2 separate regions of the Homo sapiens genome follow, and region 2 is linked to region 1. A link is a loop called in an ENCODE intact Hi-C map of the cell type or tissue named here. Cell type or tissue: endothelial cell of umbilical vein. All regions are shown on one strand.

Region 1 (8,000 bases):
CTGCCCTACCACCCCCAAAGCATTCAATGCAGGAAATATTATTATTTTACCTGCTTCAACCACAATATCTGAAGCTATTTTTTTGTGCGTTCAATTTGAAGTAGAAGATATGCCACAGGTTCTGTGTCCTGGATATCATGAAGTCTGATATAAATACATATAAAAAGTGCAAGTGGTCTATTTCAGCAGAACTCTATGCAGAGATCAGAAATTCACCAGGAAATAGGTCTTTGTAACTCCCAAGTTCTGGTTAGATTTTAATAAAATGTAAGCTTTAGGAGAGCAGGAAACTGAACTAGATATATCCATAATGATACCCTCAGTACTTTGAACCATGCCTGGCACATAGTGGGTTTCCAGGGCACATTTCCTGAATCAATTACAATTTTAATATTTCACCCACCTGAAATATTGTTCTGCGGTTTTATTTAAACTGGCTGTCAGCATGGAATGACTTCTGCATTCTCTCCTGGAAGTGGGTGAATTTCCATGGTGAGCCATTCCTCTATATACAGTTTGCAAATCATTTTGGGAACCTTCCAAATGAAAGGCACTGTATAAATATACCCTCCCACCAGCAGCCAGCCGGCTTTCCACCGGGGATGCATTTGCATCGCTTATGTACACAGTGTTTCATTTGGGGCATTGCTTTTATTTTTATGACCATAAAAGAAATATTCACAGTATGAACAATAATGTAAACTGCATTCAAGAAGATATATATTTATATATTTTTATGATTCAAAACTTAGAAATCTGAAAGAAAAGCAGGCATGGCATTTTTCTTTCCTGTTGCTGTTTGCTTTTTCATAGCATTCTTTATTATTCCTGAACTTTATGGTGGAATTTTGCTGAAATGCTCAAGTCTTTGTCTGTACCTCATTTGAGAATATGTGGTGGTGGGTTCAAATGAATATTGCTGGCAAAAGGCCTGAAAATGAAGAGTACTTGATTTTGCATTTATTCAAGGCTATAATAATAGTTTGCTTTAGCGCAGCTTTTTGTGGATGGAGGCTTCTTTAAGGAGAGAAAGAGAAAAAGAAGCAACCTCAGGTATAAAATACCTTCTAAGTAACTTAGCATGATAATCGAAACTTTCACAGATGGAAGAGGCTTTGAAGAGACGTATTTTAGCCTTCAAAACAAAAGGGGGGCTGATTTCATAGAGCATTGTGGGGAGCTAGACTTTGAATTCATATCATATGGAAAATGTTTAGTGAACTTTGAAATAAACTGCCAACAGAATTAAATCAAAACCTCTGTAAATTATGTATTTATCTACATAGAATCATCTGCACACAAAAATGAACTGAATTATAACTTCTTAATTTATACATTTCCATAATTAAATTTAAACTGAATAAAATAACCCAATTCAGACATATTTCCTAACCTTAAGGATATTCTAGCCTTAAGGATTTTATTAAAAAGAGAAGCTACTCTGAATATTCAGAGTAATTTTATATAAAAAGTATCTAAAAAGGTAGATTAAATAAAACTCTTGTTCACTTCACTGAGTGGCTGGCAGCTGAGTAGGCTCTCTTTCTCTCTTTAAAGAAGCCTCCATCCACAAAAAGCTGCGCTAAAGCAAACTATTATTATAGCCTTCAATGACGTGAAATGTGAAGAATTAAATTTCAACTACCAATAGTTAAAGACAGAATCAATAAGAACTTGAGTTCATTTCAGGTGTTGATCATTCTCTTTCGTAAATACCAAATTTGATATTTTCTCACGTTTTACTACTAAAACAATGAAAGTGATTTTTGAAACCTTAACTATAGGATAGTAATATTAGGAAATAGCTCACTCAGTTTATTTTGGGGTTTGTAAAGTGGGGTTATATTCTCCATCTCCCAAGTCAGAATATTTCTGTAGCTAACCTTTAATTTCATACTCCCATTAATACCAACCTTGTTTCATTAAAATGAATCTAATGTACAGTATCTTGACATTCTTCTTTATTACTAGAAAATAAAACAGCAGTTTCTTCAACTGAGAAAAGCTAGAAGCATGGAATTGATCTGCAGCCAGTTTTTACTACAAACCCCATAATGCTTTGCATTATAGCCTACAATCCCCATACTGCAGTGCCAAACCTACAGTTAACCATCATATTACTGGAAAGAAAAAGAACAGAATATTTGAGAACTATGTAGCATGCAAGGATTCTACTTGAATAGTAAATTATCAATTTGTTTCCAGTATTTTGTGATTTGCTTGCCTTTTCCTTTAGTAAAAAAGGCATATTTATGGATATGCACTCTATTTCCTCATCCTCAATATAATGTCGCATATTCTCAAATGATATATCAAGGTATATACTTTCCATGTCAAAGACTCTTTTTTAAAAATATCCATCATTGGGTTGTGTAGTTTTCCACCCTCCTTTGGAGGGAGGTCAGCTTTATTCAGATTTTAAAATAAAAATCACAATACATTGTTGAATGCTCTAAACATCTGCAAATGAGAATTCAGTGAAGTAATTAAAATTCTTAATTAGATGCACCTTGCAGCTGCCGTTAGTCTTAATTGGCAATAATGCAGCTACATTTTGTTCTGACACATATCTTCAGAAGAGTTAGAGAACTGAAGGGAGGCAAGAGGAAAATGTTCCCACACAGTTCAAGATAGTTCGCACAAAGAGGATCCCATGGCAACAAACAGCGAGGCCCACAGTTGGCTCTGTAGGATCCAGGAATAGACAATGCTTCACCTCAGATTCAAACAAACACTTCCTTTCCTGGATCTGATCATTTCATTTGAAATGAAAGCACTTTAAATCATCTCTTGAAATAGGATTGAAGTGGTCAAATGTTCACCTGTGTCCTCGAGATGCTTTTCAAAGCTTCTAGATGCTCTCTGCAGCCCATGTCAAGGTAATAATCATAACTCCTTCTCTGTGTACAGTAACAAACTGACTTGCAGAACATTTCAAAGAGAGGACGTGATTTTTGTACCATATGGAGCTGGACAGCACGTTGGCAACTGGTTAATTTCAACCTGTCATTTTATAGACAAGGAAACTGAGGCCAAGAGAAATTAAAGTGATTCCCTTGGGTAATTATGGCTACTTAGGAGTAGAATTTAGACTCAAATCTAGGATTGGAGCCTACGGTCAAGACGTTTACTTTTAAATTTTGCTTGAAGCAATTACATTTACACTTGTTACTTGTGCCCCCCTCCAGGTCTGCTTGAGGTCTATTCACATTCAACTGGGTCAACTAGAGGACTGTGATGGAAGGTATAGAAAATCTAGATCACTCACGTTGAAAGGAGGGGAATATATTTCCTCTTCACTTCTAATCTTCAGTTTAGGCTGAATTATAGCATGTGGGGAAGAAGCAGAGGGAAGAAAAACACTGGCACAGAAGATGTGAACATGGGTGAGTTAGCTTCAAAGAAACCTTGTAAGACTTGCCTACCGACTTTAACCACATTTTCCCTCTGCTTAGGTTGGAAATTTCAGTGTACTGCTCCTTTTTTCGAAATACAGTTTTACCTCCCTGTCTAGTCTCCCTGCCTGCTGTTATTCTCACCTGCGCGCTTAGTTTGTATTCGTTTAGCTCACATTTTACCTAATTTTTAAAGTGTTTTCTTTATCTTGATGCGTGTTTTACTCCCCAAATTAAAACAGTTCTGAAGGGCCAAGGCTACTTTACCTATTTATTCTATTTTTGGTTTATCCGGTTAAGCCTGCCATTACAAAAGCTTGTGGGATACATTACAAAATGGGTTAAGGTTTTTAAGTACATGGGCTGCCGGTGTTGAATGGGAAAGGTTGCAGGGTGGGGAGAGGGAGAGAAGTAACTAGAAAAGCGGCTCGCTGCCTTTTAATCATCCAGCCTACTCAGCTGCCGGAAACTGACACTGTTGCTGCAGTGTAAACATTAACATTTTTTAAGGGTCTTGCTACTCCAAATGTGGTCCACAGCCCAGCAACATTATTATGGGCCACGGGCGAGCTTATTAGAAACGCAGGGTCTCAGGCCTCACTCCAGATGTACCGAATCCGAATCTGCATTTTAACAAGACACCCAGGTGACGGTGTGTACATCAAAGTTTGAGAATCACGGAATCACATGTGAGTGTTATACTATCCCAATGTAAATGGTCAAGGACCTTAAATTGAGCAAATAACCTAATGTATTTACCCGTACCTACTTTGACCCTCTTTCTTCATCACAAATTCATCTCAGAAACCAGCAGCGAACTCTTTTGCAGGGAACTCAATTACGCGGTGGATGGGAGGAGGATCCTCTTCAATACCCTCCCCTCCGCTCCTCCTCCCACTCCCCACCCCCACCCCGCACTCCCAGAGAGCCTTCCACAGGCACCCTTCTCCCAAGCCCCACTCACTTAGGGAAGATTTTGCTCCTCCCCCAAACTGAAAGCGCGGCTGTGAGGAGGGTTACTGCTTGAAGGACTCACAGTTTGCATATCAATACAGACAGAGGCACTTTTGCAAAACTGCCCTTTAGAAACAATTATCATCTTAGCACCTGAGGTTTGTTTGGAGCAGCCCCCGCACCCCTTCTCTCTTGTAATCCATCTTAAAGTGATACGGAGAATGGGGGCGTTGGGGAGACAGTGATGGGGGTGGGAGGGTCGCGCGCAATAATAAATCTGCTTCAAAGAGAAGAGATGAAAAGGAGGTTATCAAGAGTGTGTCGGCTTAGGCATCACTCTCTGTATCTTTCTGCTTCCTAGAGAAATGGAACCATAATTCTAAGGTGGCTAAGGCAAGACTGTATAAGCATCCAAATTTGCCAGTCTGCTTTTGCCTGGAAGAACAGATTTCCGTTATTTGAAGCCTCCCAGGGTCCTTTCCAAAAGATTCCCAGGCTACCTTCCTTCCACTTCGGTCTTCTGAGAACTCAAACTCGCAAAGCGGTGGCTGTCTGTGGATTGGCTAGTACTAAAATATCCATTGGGTGGCAGTAATACTATCCTCTTTATGACTTGCAGCAAACCAGAGAATGCATTCAATCAAATGAACCGATCTTGTAGAAACACTGGAATCATTTATGCGTTGCAGTTTCTCTTTCTTGTTTTCGCTCCTTCTTCCCTGGGATATTTTGAGTGGATTGTGGCTATTAATCAAGATCTCGTGCTATTCGTGTTTTGCTTGTGGTTTTCGCTCAGGATTAGCATCATTCAAGGCAAACGCAAAGCTGCTTTTCCCACCCCCCCCCCCGACTCTTTTTTGAAAAATCATTTTTGGGGGCTGCTGAGGAGAGCTAGGACCCAGGAGACACCTTCCCAAACAGCAGGGGTTGTGTGCTTTCACATAGCAGTACTGTACAAGGAAAACCCCGTCGGATCTGTTATTGCGGGATACTTGTGAAATATACATAGGATTCTTTCTTATGGCTGCATCCCGGATCTGGAAATTTTACTTGGGGACCAGGAGGATTTGAAAGGCTGCATGTACTCAGAAGATTTGCAAGCAACACTCCAATTCTTGTCATAGAGCTCGCAGACTTCTCACTTATCGGCTTTTTTCCTTCCTTATTTTTTAAGAATTATTCTTATTTTCCCCTCTCTTTTTCTGCTCTCTCCTCTCTCAGTCTCTCCTTTTCTATCTGCCTCTTCATTTTTCTCCTAGTCTGTTTTTTTTTTTCCTGCTCTGCACCTGGATTGTATCTTCAGCAAACAATCGGGCACTTTGAGAACTAACTGGAGACAGTCTTGTAGGGAAGATCTGTATGGAATTATCTGCTTTTATGGTGAACTTGGCATTTGTGAATGGGAATCTTGTTCACAATATTAATTGCTAGCAAAAACAAGAAAAAGAACACAGGAGTAAAACGTGGATTTTTCTGAATACGCATTGTGATGACCAGCAATTACCTTACCGACTAATATCCAGAGGAGAATAATTTGGAAGACTGTTGTGGGTAAGGTCATTTTATATATGCAAACCCATCAGTGGCATGAGCAAACTTGGGCATTTGTAATGGGAATGGGTGACTTGAATGATTGCTGCATCGCATTGATGGCTGTGATGTGGCCGTTATTGGCACTGAATGGAATAACTGCAGTTGGGTGTGTTGATATGTGTGTGTGTGTGTGTGTGTGTGTGTGTGTGTGTGTGTGTATGTGTGTGTGCGTGTGTGTGTATATGTATGTGTGCCCGTATTCTGAGTGCAATTGAAAATCAAAGTATCACTCTCTCCCCCAATTATTTTGATATGGAAGAGTGTCTTGAATTAATTCTGGGTAGACACTCTTTGTTTGAATGTAATATTTGTGGCCCCTGCGTTCTGGAAGGGGTAGCAGCAGTAAAAGAAACACTTAGTGAAGAGCCCCATTTAAAATGAAACGAGCTACTCTCTATGCATTAAAAGAAATATGTTTTCAACTCAGTGCAGCATTCTGCTGCATTTCACAGCCGCAATGGGACCAGGGACATCCCACTTGTCAAGTTCTTAAACTTTAAGGTGATAATCATCGTTAATTGTTCTCTAGGTTGTGGTTACTGGAGATTATTAAGCGCCCTGGGCTACTTTTTTATCTACTGGATTATCACTCAGAGTGAAAAAAGGAAAAGAAAAGAAAAAGCTAAAAATGATGGCTAACATAGAGAAGAATAAGGCAACATTATCTTAAATATCACCACAGTGCTTTCTTTCTCAAGTTCAATTGCCCAATAATATAATTATTTACCCAATATCCTAAATAGCTGAAGCTGAGACCCACGTGCAGGGGAGTCGAAGGTCTGAAAGCAGAGACCGTCCTTTTATTGCAATGCAGCCAGCTTGGGAAATGCAGGCAATTAATTACATACTTCCCCTAACCTTAAGTTGAAGATGTGTCCTGTCTGCTACATCTATTTTACCCTTTCGGTAAAAAGTTAGAGACTAGAACACTAAGGATGTTTAAGCATATTCTGCCTGGGAAATGGGATAAAGAAATCAATATTGATGACGTGGTTCAGTGCACTGTACTGCAATGCTAAAGTTCCATATTCAGTGCCTGTGATGAGAGAGTGGAGCATTTACATATGTTATAAATCTCACCTGGTAGATTGATCCAAAGGGGAGGGGAGAAGATATGTGGATATGTAGGAAGATGGATGGAAGTCGTGCATAATCGGTGATTATGTAACTTCATTACATCAGCGAGTTTCAGTCAACGATAGTGAGATGAGATGATTGTATAGAGAGAGGCTCCATCACCCTGTTAACTTTTGAAGGCTTGTAACAGCTAACAGAGGAGGAGGGCAGAGAGAGATTAGCTCCAAGGGTCCTGTAAACCTTGATCTCTATGGCAAATTTTGCATGAGTTTTCTCATAGTGAGTTTCGGAGGGACATCAGATCATATAAGCTTTAGGGCTGGACAGGACCAATTTTAGCCACACCCGTGGAGAGTCAAAATGAGTCTGCGATGTTTCAGAAGTGCCCCATTGAGTAACTGGGACTGATGATTCCAGCCAAGGTCATAGTTCTTTACCCTAGGATTGAAATATATGACCCCAACTGAATGGAAAGTTAAATTCATTGAAATGATGACTGTGAACGGAATGAATATTTAGGGTCCTTTCTTGCATTTTTCCTGGTAGAGCTTGATGCAGATTTCAGCCTGGTGGTTCCCTCATAAAAATGATGATTGCTTCCACAGCGTGTCAGAAATGACTGTTTTGTCCCTTTATCTTAACCATGACAATCTCTTTCTGGGCCATTTTAACCTTCTGGGAAAAGAGAAGTAAAAGCATTCAAAGGTAACAGTACCCTGTTAAATTACAAATTAAATGGCACTGGATTCATTATTAACACAAATCCCAGAAAAAAAGAGCAATCCATGTTCAAGTTTCACTTATTGAATGGCTTAAAAGACAGGTTGCAGCTGCCAAAGACTTTTACCATCATATGAGATAAATGTACTGTGCTCACTGTGCAGAGAAGGGAATACTGCAGAATAAAATGTCATTTTCCCTCATGTTTTATCTGGAGTTGTGATTTTTTTTAAAGAAGATACACATCAGGTCCTTTTGGCC
Region 2 (8,000 bases), 890 kb after region 1:
TTTATACTACACTGCAGGTCTGGAAAAATATTACATTTTAAATTTAATTTGGGTGTTGATTTGGACTCACTGAGCCTCTGAATACAAGCCTACTTGAGACAAGTATGTAGGATGTTCATTAGTTCTCAAATACAGTTGATTTATATTTTATAACTTGAAGTACTCCTGCTTTTTAGCATCTATGTGTGAATTAGCATATAAAGATATGAGTAATTGTTTTAATGAAAATTTCACCTCTGCACCACTCTACTGTGACTTTATTGTGAATGCAATTAGGTTTACCATAGCGTTCTCCCTGTGAGCCTGTAGATAAGGCATGGAAAAATTATTTCTTTTACTATAATCCTCCTGCTTAAATATGATAGGAAGGCACCAATGAATCTAATACCATTAATGTTCTCTCTGAACTGAAACTCCTTAAATCATAAAATATCACATAATGTCTTTTTATTAAAATATTGACATTGTTTCAAAATGTGCATTTCAGAGCAAGTTTTATATGCGTTCCTACAACATATGGGCATGTTCTTCATTTGGTCTTTCAATTAACATGATGATTAAGACGAAGCGCTTATTTCTGTTTCTGATGTGTTATGTCCCTACCACTAGTCACGTTTCCTATAATAATTCATCACACGTTATGAAGTTTTTTTTTTTTATGTAGTTTCTTTTAAGCTTTCCTTTAATATATATCTGATGATGGAGACTTACATATAACAGAGAAGTTTTCTTTTGGAAACTTAGCATGACTATATTTTAGTTTCATTAGAAAGAAAGAGAATTAAAGGATGGATTTTTAAGAATAATTCATTGTAGAGTTGCTATACTCAAGTACTGAAGCACTTTAGGACTCATAAGGGCATCCGTGTCTTGCATAATAAAGCAGCCAAGATGGAGTAAAACGTAAAAGCAGACATCGAGGTCATTACCTAATCTGGATGGATTAGCCATCCAGATGCCTGAAGGTCAAGGACTGAACAAGATATCTCAAGGTACCTACAAATTCTATGATTTCATGTTATTAGGCTACTGAGTATAACCAGAGACAAGATGGCCATGTGGTTGGAAATCATGTAGAATTACAGGTTAGCTCATAATAAAGGCAAAAACAATATGTCGGTTAGAAATTTCAAGTATAAGTGAGGCTAAAAGTATTTTGTGAATGGCATCACTCCATCTTTTATAAGATAACCCTATACATTTTTCTCTGTGTACTTCTATTGTAAATGTATAGTTCTATTATCACACTTGCCATTTTACATTATTGTCGTGTATTTATGTGATGTAAATAGTTATAGGTAAGTCTTATTTATCTGTTCTCTGTAGGACCTAGCAGGGTATCTGGTACAGTATGTATCAATAATCATTAGATTAATGAACTAATAAATTAAAAGTGTTATACCCCATTAGTAACAAATGACAAGTCCCAAAATATTATTTTATTCAAAGTATTTGATGCCTTAATATTAACTGATTTGTACAGCCCATTATACATTCCAAGAGGGCAAGGGCAGTATTAAACTGCATCCCTGAACTTAACACGTTACCTGAAACATAGCAGGCACTCAAAAATACTCGAAAAAACAAACCAATAATAGCTTTCATTTATATAGCACTTCCTATGTGCCACACATTGTTCTAGGCACTTTAAATACAGTGACTCATTTACTTTTTACCCATATTCTTTTTTTTTTTTTTTTTTTGAGACGGAGTCTCGCTCTGTCGCCCAGGCCGGACTGCGGACTGCAGTGGCGCAATCTCGGCTCACTGCAAGCTCCGCTTCCCGGGTTCACGCCATTCTCCTGCCTCAGCCTCCCGAGTAGCTGGGACTACAGGCGCCCGCCACCGCGCCCGGCTAATTTTTTGTATTTTTAGTAGAGACGGGGTTTCACCTTGTTAGCCAGGATGGTCTCGATCCCATATTCTTAACTAATACAAAATATGGGCTCTCTACATGGTATAGATCAGCTGTACTTTCAGTAAATCTGTGACTTGATTTGAAAATGGAAAAAATAGGATTCATCTCCTAAGATGTTCTGTGAATATTATATAAGGCAGTGTTTGAAGCATGCTTGGCCTAGCGTCTGGCATAGCAGAAGTTTTCAAGATATTTTTACTATTAAGACTATTATTATTGCTGCTATTATTAACCATCTCCTCCAATAGTTGGCATAAGAGAGGTTATACAATTCAGAAGACAAGAATAGAGAAAGCGAATGCTATTTGTGTCATCAGCTATTTGTTGTGTTTACATTTCTGCCCCTCATCTCTATATCCTCGTAAGCACACTCCATCTTCCAAGTATTCCTAGGTTAGGTGGCATTTAATGGTATGTGTAGACCCTGAAGATTTGATTACATTGAAAACAGCAATAGCTAACACTTCTTTAGTGCATCTCTATGTCAGTCACTCTTTTAAGTACTTTATATATATTAACATAAAAACCCAAAGAGGTAAATGCACTATTATTATCCCCATTTTATAGAAGAGAAACTTGAGATACTGAGTAGTTATGAGAAGTTACGTGACCTGTCCAGGGTCAATAAGCTGGTAAGCAGAGCAGCTGGTAGGTGAACCCAGGCAGTCTGGCTACAAAGTTCCTATGCCATGTTGCTCAGTACATTTAAAACTTCTGTACCAAAAAAATCATAAACAAAATTTTAAAAACAGATGGCAGAGTAGGAAGTTGAATTTAATAGAAAAATATCTATGCAAAATACATAAAGACTTGCAGCAAACCAAAAGAACAAACCACAAGTAATTCACAGAAGAAATACAAATAGTTAAAAATAACCAAACAACCTCACTAGCCTTTAAAGATATGCAAATTAAAACAAGATAATTTTACCCTCACAAGCAAAAATAAAACAGAAAGAAAAGAGAGCAAAACAAAAAAGGAAAGTAAAAATAGGACTTTGTTAGTATTACCTACTCAATGTCTGCTTGGTATCTCCACAGGGATATGCAATAGTTATCATAAGTTTAACACACCCAGAATTGAGCATCTGATTCCCCTTCACACCTGCTCCTTTTACAGACTTCTCTATTTCAGAAAACGTCAGCTCCATTCAACTAGTTGCTTAGGCAAAAATATTTAGAGCCCTCTTTGACTCCTGTCTTCCTCACAACTCACGTGAACCCATGAGCAAATCCTCTCAGCTCCATTTTCAAAATTTATCCAAAATTCTGCCGTGTAGTTCAGCACCTCCACTCTTGCCTCTGTCATCCTGTGGCTGGATGGCTGTGTCCCCCTGTTACATCTCCCCCTGCTTCAGCCCTTGCCCTCCTATAGTCTTCCGTTCAACAGCCAATCGGCCAGTCGTTCCTTTATGTCTCAAGACAGATCATCACTAGTCCCTGGTCAGAACACCCCCAGGGTCTTTCCATCTCACTAAAAGTAAATATAGAGTCCTTATTACCGTGGTCTTGGAGACTCTGCAGACTTAACCCCATCCCCTTCTTTCAGCCCCAACTCCTGCCTCTCTCATCACATTTTCCAGCCCTCTTCTCCCAGGTCCTTCTCTCCACTGCGATGACTGCCTTGATCTTTCTTATAGTTGGTTTCTCATCTGCTTTTTCTCTCTGCCGGGAGTGTTCTTTCTCTTAGAGCTCCATGCAGTTCACATCACTGCCTCCCCGTCTCAGGTCACCGCCTGAGTAGAGCTCCCCCTACTGACTGTTCCTGAAGATAGCATCCTGTCCTCACACCCTTCACTGTCCGCCATTCCCTGCATTATTTTGCTTCATCCTACTTAATATTTTATATATTAAATTGTTAATTTGTTTATTCTCTTCTTACCCCTTAAACTCCTTCATTGACTATAATATCTGAAAGCAGAAGTTTTTTTTTTTCTTTTTCTCTGTCTCTCACTAATGCATTCCTAGCATTAGCCCTTAGCATGTAGTATCTTTTAAATGAACAAAAGAATATTCAGCATCAGCTGGGCTCTGTGGCTCACGTCTGTAATCCCAGCACTTGGAGAGGCCAAGGTGGGACAATCACTTGAGCCCAGGAGTTTGAGACTAGCCTAGGCAACATAGGGAGACCATGTCTCTACGAAATACAAATAAAAATAATTAGCAGGTGTGGTGGCACGTGCCTTGTGGTCCCAGCTACTCGGGAGGCTGAAGTGGGAGGATCGCTTGAGCCTGGGAGGCAGAGGTAGCAGTGAGTCATGGTTGCGTCACTGCACTCCAGCCTGGGTGACAGAGCGAGACCCTGTCTCAAAAAAAAAAAAAAAAATTAGCATTGTAAGTGTTGCAAAATGTATAGGAAAGTAAATTTTCACAACTTTCTTGGAGGATTATTTGACACTACCTATAGCAATTTATTTATTTATTTTTAAGTTTCAATAGTTTGAGAGGTACAGGTTTTTTTTGGTTACAAGGATTAGTTCCATAGTGGTGAATTCTGAAATTTTAGTGCACCCATCACCTGCGCAGTGTACGCTATAATGTAGTCTTTTATCCCTCACCCGCCTCCCAACGTTCCCCCCCAGTCCCCAGAGTCCATTATATCACTCTGTGTGTCTTTGCATCCTCATAGCTTAGCTCCCACCTATAAGTGAGAACATATGGTATTTGGTTTTCCATTCCTGAGTTACATCACTTAGAATAATGGCCTCCAGCTCCATCCAAGTTGCTGCAAAAGACACTATTTCATTCCTTTTTATGGCTAAGTAGTATTCCATGGTGTATATATACCGCATTTTCTTTATTCACTCGCTGGCCCATGGGCACTTAAGTTGGTTCTATATCTTTGCAATTGCGAATTGTGCTGCTATAAACATGCACATGCATGTGTCTTTTTCATATAATGACTTTTTTTTTTCCTTTGGGTAGACACTTTTACCCCTCTCTTGTTTGGCTTCAAGCCAACAACTTCACAGAAATCAATCTTTCTTTGTCCTCGTATGTTCCCTCAATCCCTAACAAATGTTCGATGACCACTTCTTGTCCAAATTCAATGGCTTTATTGCTGTTCTATATATTTCTGACCATAAAACTCCATTTAGTACTGTCAATATCAATATTTACTTTTGGGGGCAATAAATTAGACAGTTTATTAATTGAAGCATGATATATGTATACACACACATATACATATATATATATATATATATATATATGCATACCTTTGAATGGATCTATTTATGTACAAACTACCAATGGAATTTGGACTCACAACATCGGTTATAACCAAAAGAATGTGCCATCTTGGCCTGATCTACCCCTCCTCTTTTGATATCCTTCTATGCCTATTCTTATTAAAAAGAATAAAATTGTTTTAAAAGAAAGACAATTCCACTCATTATATCACTTAATGTAATCCTTGTGTTGGCACTTTTGCCTTTCATTGATATAGTTTCAACCATAATAATATATGTAATGAAAGTTTCAAACTTTTCAGAACTGCCTATTTTTGGCGGGGAGAGGTAATGTGTACTAAAGGTAATCCATATTTTATGTAAAAAGTAAACACAAAGAAGTAAAAATCAGTTGCAATCTCATCATCTCTACACATCTCTTATTAGTTTGATGTTTATTATCTCCTTTTTTCCATTTTTTCATCTAATGGAGTCTGTTTTACAAGCTGATTTTTTATATAGTACATAATAGTTAATGTTATTAACATAATAGTTTGCTATTATGTATACTTTCATGCTATCATTTTATGGCTGAATGAAAATGCCATTTTTAACCTTGAAAAAAATCTTTTACTTGTTCTAGCAGCTTTCTTAGTTATGTTTTCTTTATTGCAAAAGTAAATATTAATAGCATCCATCCTTAATACAAATTATACTTGGTGACTCAGTCAATTTAATATATAATCCAATTTTAAATTTTGTTGTTGTTGAATTATTAGATGTTTAATGATAAATAACAAACTAAAATATTCTAAAATCAGCCAATAATTTAAGTTTGTCTTTACATTCTCTGCTTCATTTGGCTAAAATGAATACATCTTTAAAATGACTAGATAAAATGATAGTCATTTGTCAATTAATGATAACCTTTGAGGCTTAGTATAGAAGATATATTGACAAATGGGAGGCATGTGCCAAAGCTTTTTGCATTAATTGCATCAGTATGATAACTTTAGTCACTACGGTTCCTTCAAAATGTATTCACATAGGCCAACAAACCTTCAGTCATTTTAAAAAAGCAGTAGCATCTAATAGTCCAAGGCAATAGCAATCCATGCACTTCTGTGACAGAGAGGGTGTTTCAAGAATTTTGGCAAAGACTCACACTTGAGGACCAAGGCACTAAAGGTATTCTAAGCTCAGAGAGCCAACGGCCATTGCCTGCTTAGCTGAAATGAGGTGCTGGTGTGGAGAATCTGCCCTAGGTTGTATAAGCCTTGCACAGCCTGCTTCAAAAGAGAGAACTGGAGGAGATCTAGAGGTGTTCTGAGGGATGTGGTGTTATAAAGAGAGTCCATTTTAACTCTGCCTCACCCCTTTGTGGGCAGAGCTGTTAAATGGCCTGGTTGCTCCTGTTTTTCCTGCCTCGTGGAAACTAACCACCACTTAAGAAGTGCAACTACCCTGATGTGAGAAGTCTACTTGCATGGTCATGACAGAAGATAACTAAATCACAACATCTTTGTAAATTATCACATCATGGCCTCTAACTATAGGTTGGTGCAAATGTAATTGAGGTTTTTGCCATTGGAAGTAATGGCAAAGTAATATTTGCAGGCAAATTGACTCACAAAAGGCTGGGCTTCTGGGACACAGGAACAATTAAATGAAGAGGGAGGAAAAGGAAAACATTTATATGTATATGCTTCACCTTTTTAAAAAACAACCGAGAATTTGTTAACATTCATATTATACTTTTAAAGCATTTTAATTTTTCCTATTCTATAATACCTGAAGGATATGGAACAATTACACATAAACATACAGAAAATTAGTTTAAAAAACCATCCATGTTCCTTCTACTCATCATTAACCACTATGAACTTGGAATATAACCTTCAAGGCATCTTTCTGTTCAATTTATGTAAATATGTCTGATTATACACAGGTGATTAGCACAGAGGCAGCATAACATATTAATGAAGACCAAAGCTCTCAAGACCTATTGTTCAGGTTCAAGTCTCAGCATCCTCTCCCCCACCATCCCTTACCAGCTGTGTGACCTTGATTCATTTTCTTAACCTCCCTGTATCTTATACATATGGGTATGATACTGGTGTTTACTAATCATGGGGTTGTTATGAGGATATTTAATCACTTAGACTTAAGCTTTCTAAAGAACTTAAAATGTTCCTGGTACATAGTATGCACAAAGTTAGTGTTTATTAAATAGAATAATTACATTTCAAAAGAAAAATCAAAGAATAGGATAAACAGTATTTTAAAACATGCTTTCTTAAGAATGTGGAATAAACATTCCTCATCAGTAAATACACATCTATGCTATTGATTTTTAAAAGCTGCATAGAATTTCATTTTGTGGATAAAGCATAGTTCCTGATTTTCATACATTTATGTCATTCCATTTTTTGTTTATAATACATTTCAACTTTTATTACGGGACTTTCCAAACATACAAAGGTAGATCATACAGTATAATGAACCTTCCTGTACCCATCACCCAGGTACAATAATTACCAACACATGGTCATTCCTTGTAATATATTTTAAATACTCATTTTATTCCATCGATTCTGATAAGACTAAGATAATGGTCTTAAAGTGAAGAGCTTCCACATCTTAAGCAACAATATTAGGGTATTTGTGTTTACGTTAGAAAGACATGCCTTACTCTGTCCTCAAGATAATGGCTTTTATCTGATGCCAAAGTTAAAAAGATCAGTTCCTTTATTCAACTCCAGTGAACATCCTTCATTATATCTTGTTTCCTTCTGATATATCTGAGAAGAAAATGGAATAATTTAGAAGATGCCAGTGGGATAAAACACTATATTCCTAAATATAGTGCAGTTTTCAGAGCTATTTTAGCCACTGTAATTGAAATCCTCTTGT

The links. Peaks named below come from ENCODE experiments on the same cell type or tissue, not always from the same donor. Only the 100,000 strongest peaks of a DNase experiment are listed, where the experiment ranks them.
Region 2: it touches region 1 in a loop (7-fold over the local background); 2 of 110 quality-filtered maps call a loop at or near these places.

Annotation. Positions count from the first base shown.
Region 1 is chrX:28,582,148-28,590,147 of GRCh38, forward strand. IL1RAPL1 (interleukin 1 receptor accessory protein like 1) reads left to right here and starts at 5,299. Exons shown (of 11, transcript NM_014271.4): 1 at 5,299-5,900. In endothelial cell of umbilical vein, no CTCF peak of the experiment used is centred here; a DNase peak (open chromatin) is centred at 4,964; H3K4me3 peaks cover 3,719 bases; H3K27ac peaks cover 346 bases.
Region 2 is chrX:29,475,189-29,483,188 of GRCh38, forward strand. The region is part of intron 5 of IL1RAPL1 (interleukin 1 receptor accessory protein like 1); the gene reads left to right. Among named protein-coding and RNA genes, the nearest start is that of MIR4666B, 95 kb to the right of the region's middle. RefSeq lists a silencer at 3,601-3,760. In endothelial cell of umbilical vein, a CTCF peak has its summit at 3,645 (motif pointing left); no DNase peak of the experiment used is centred here.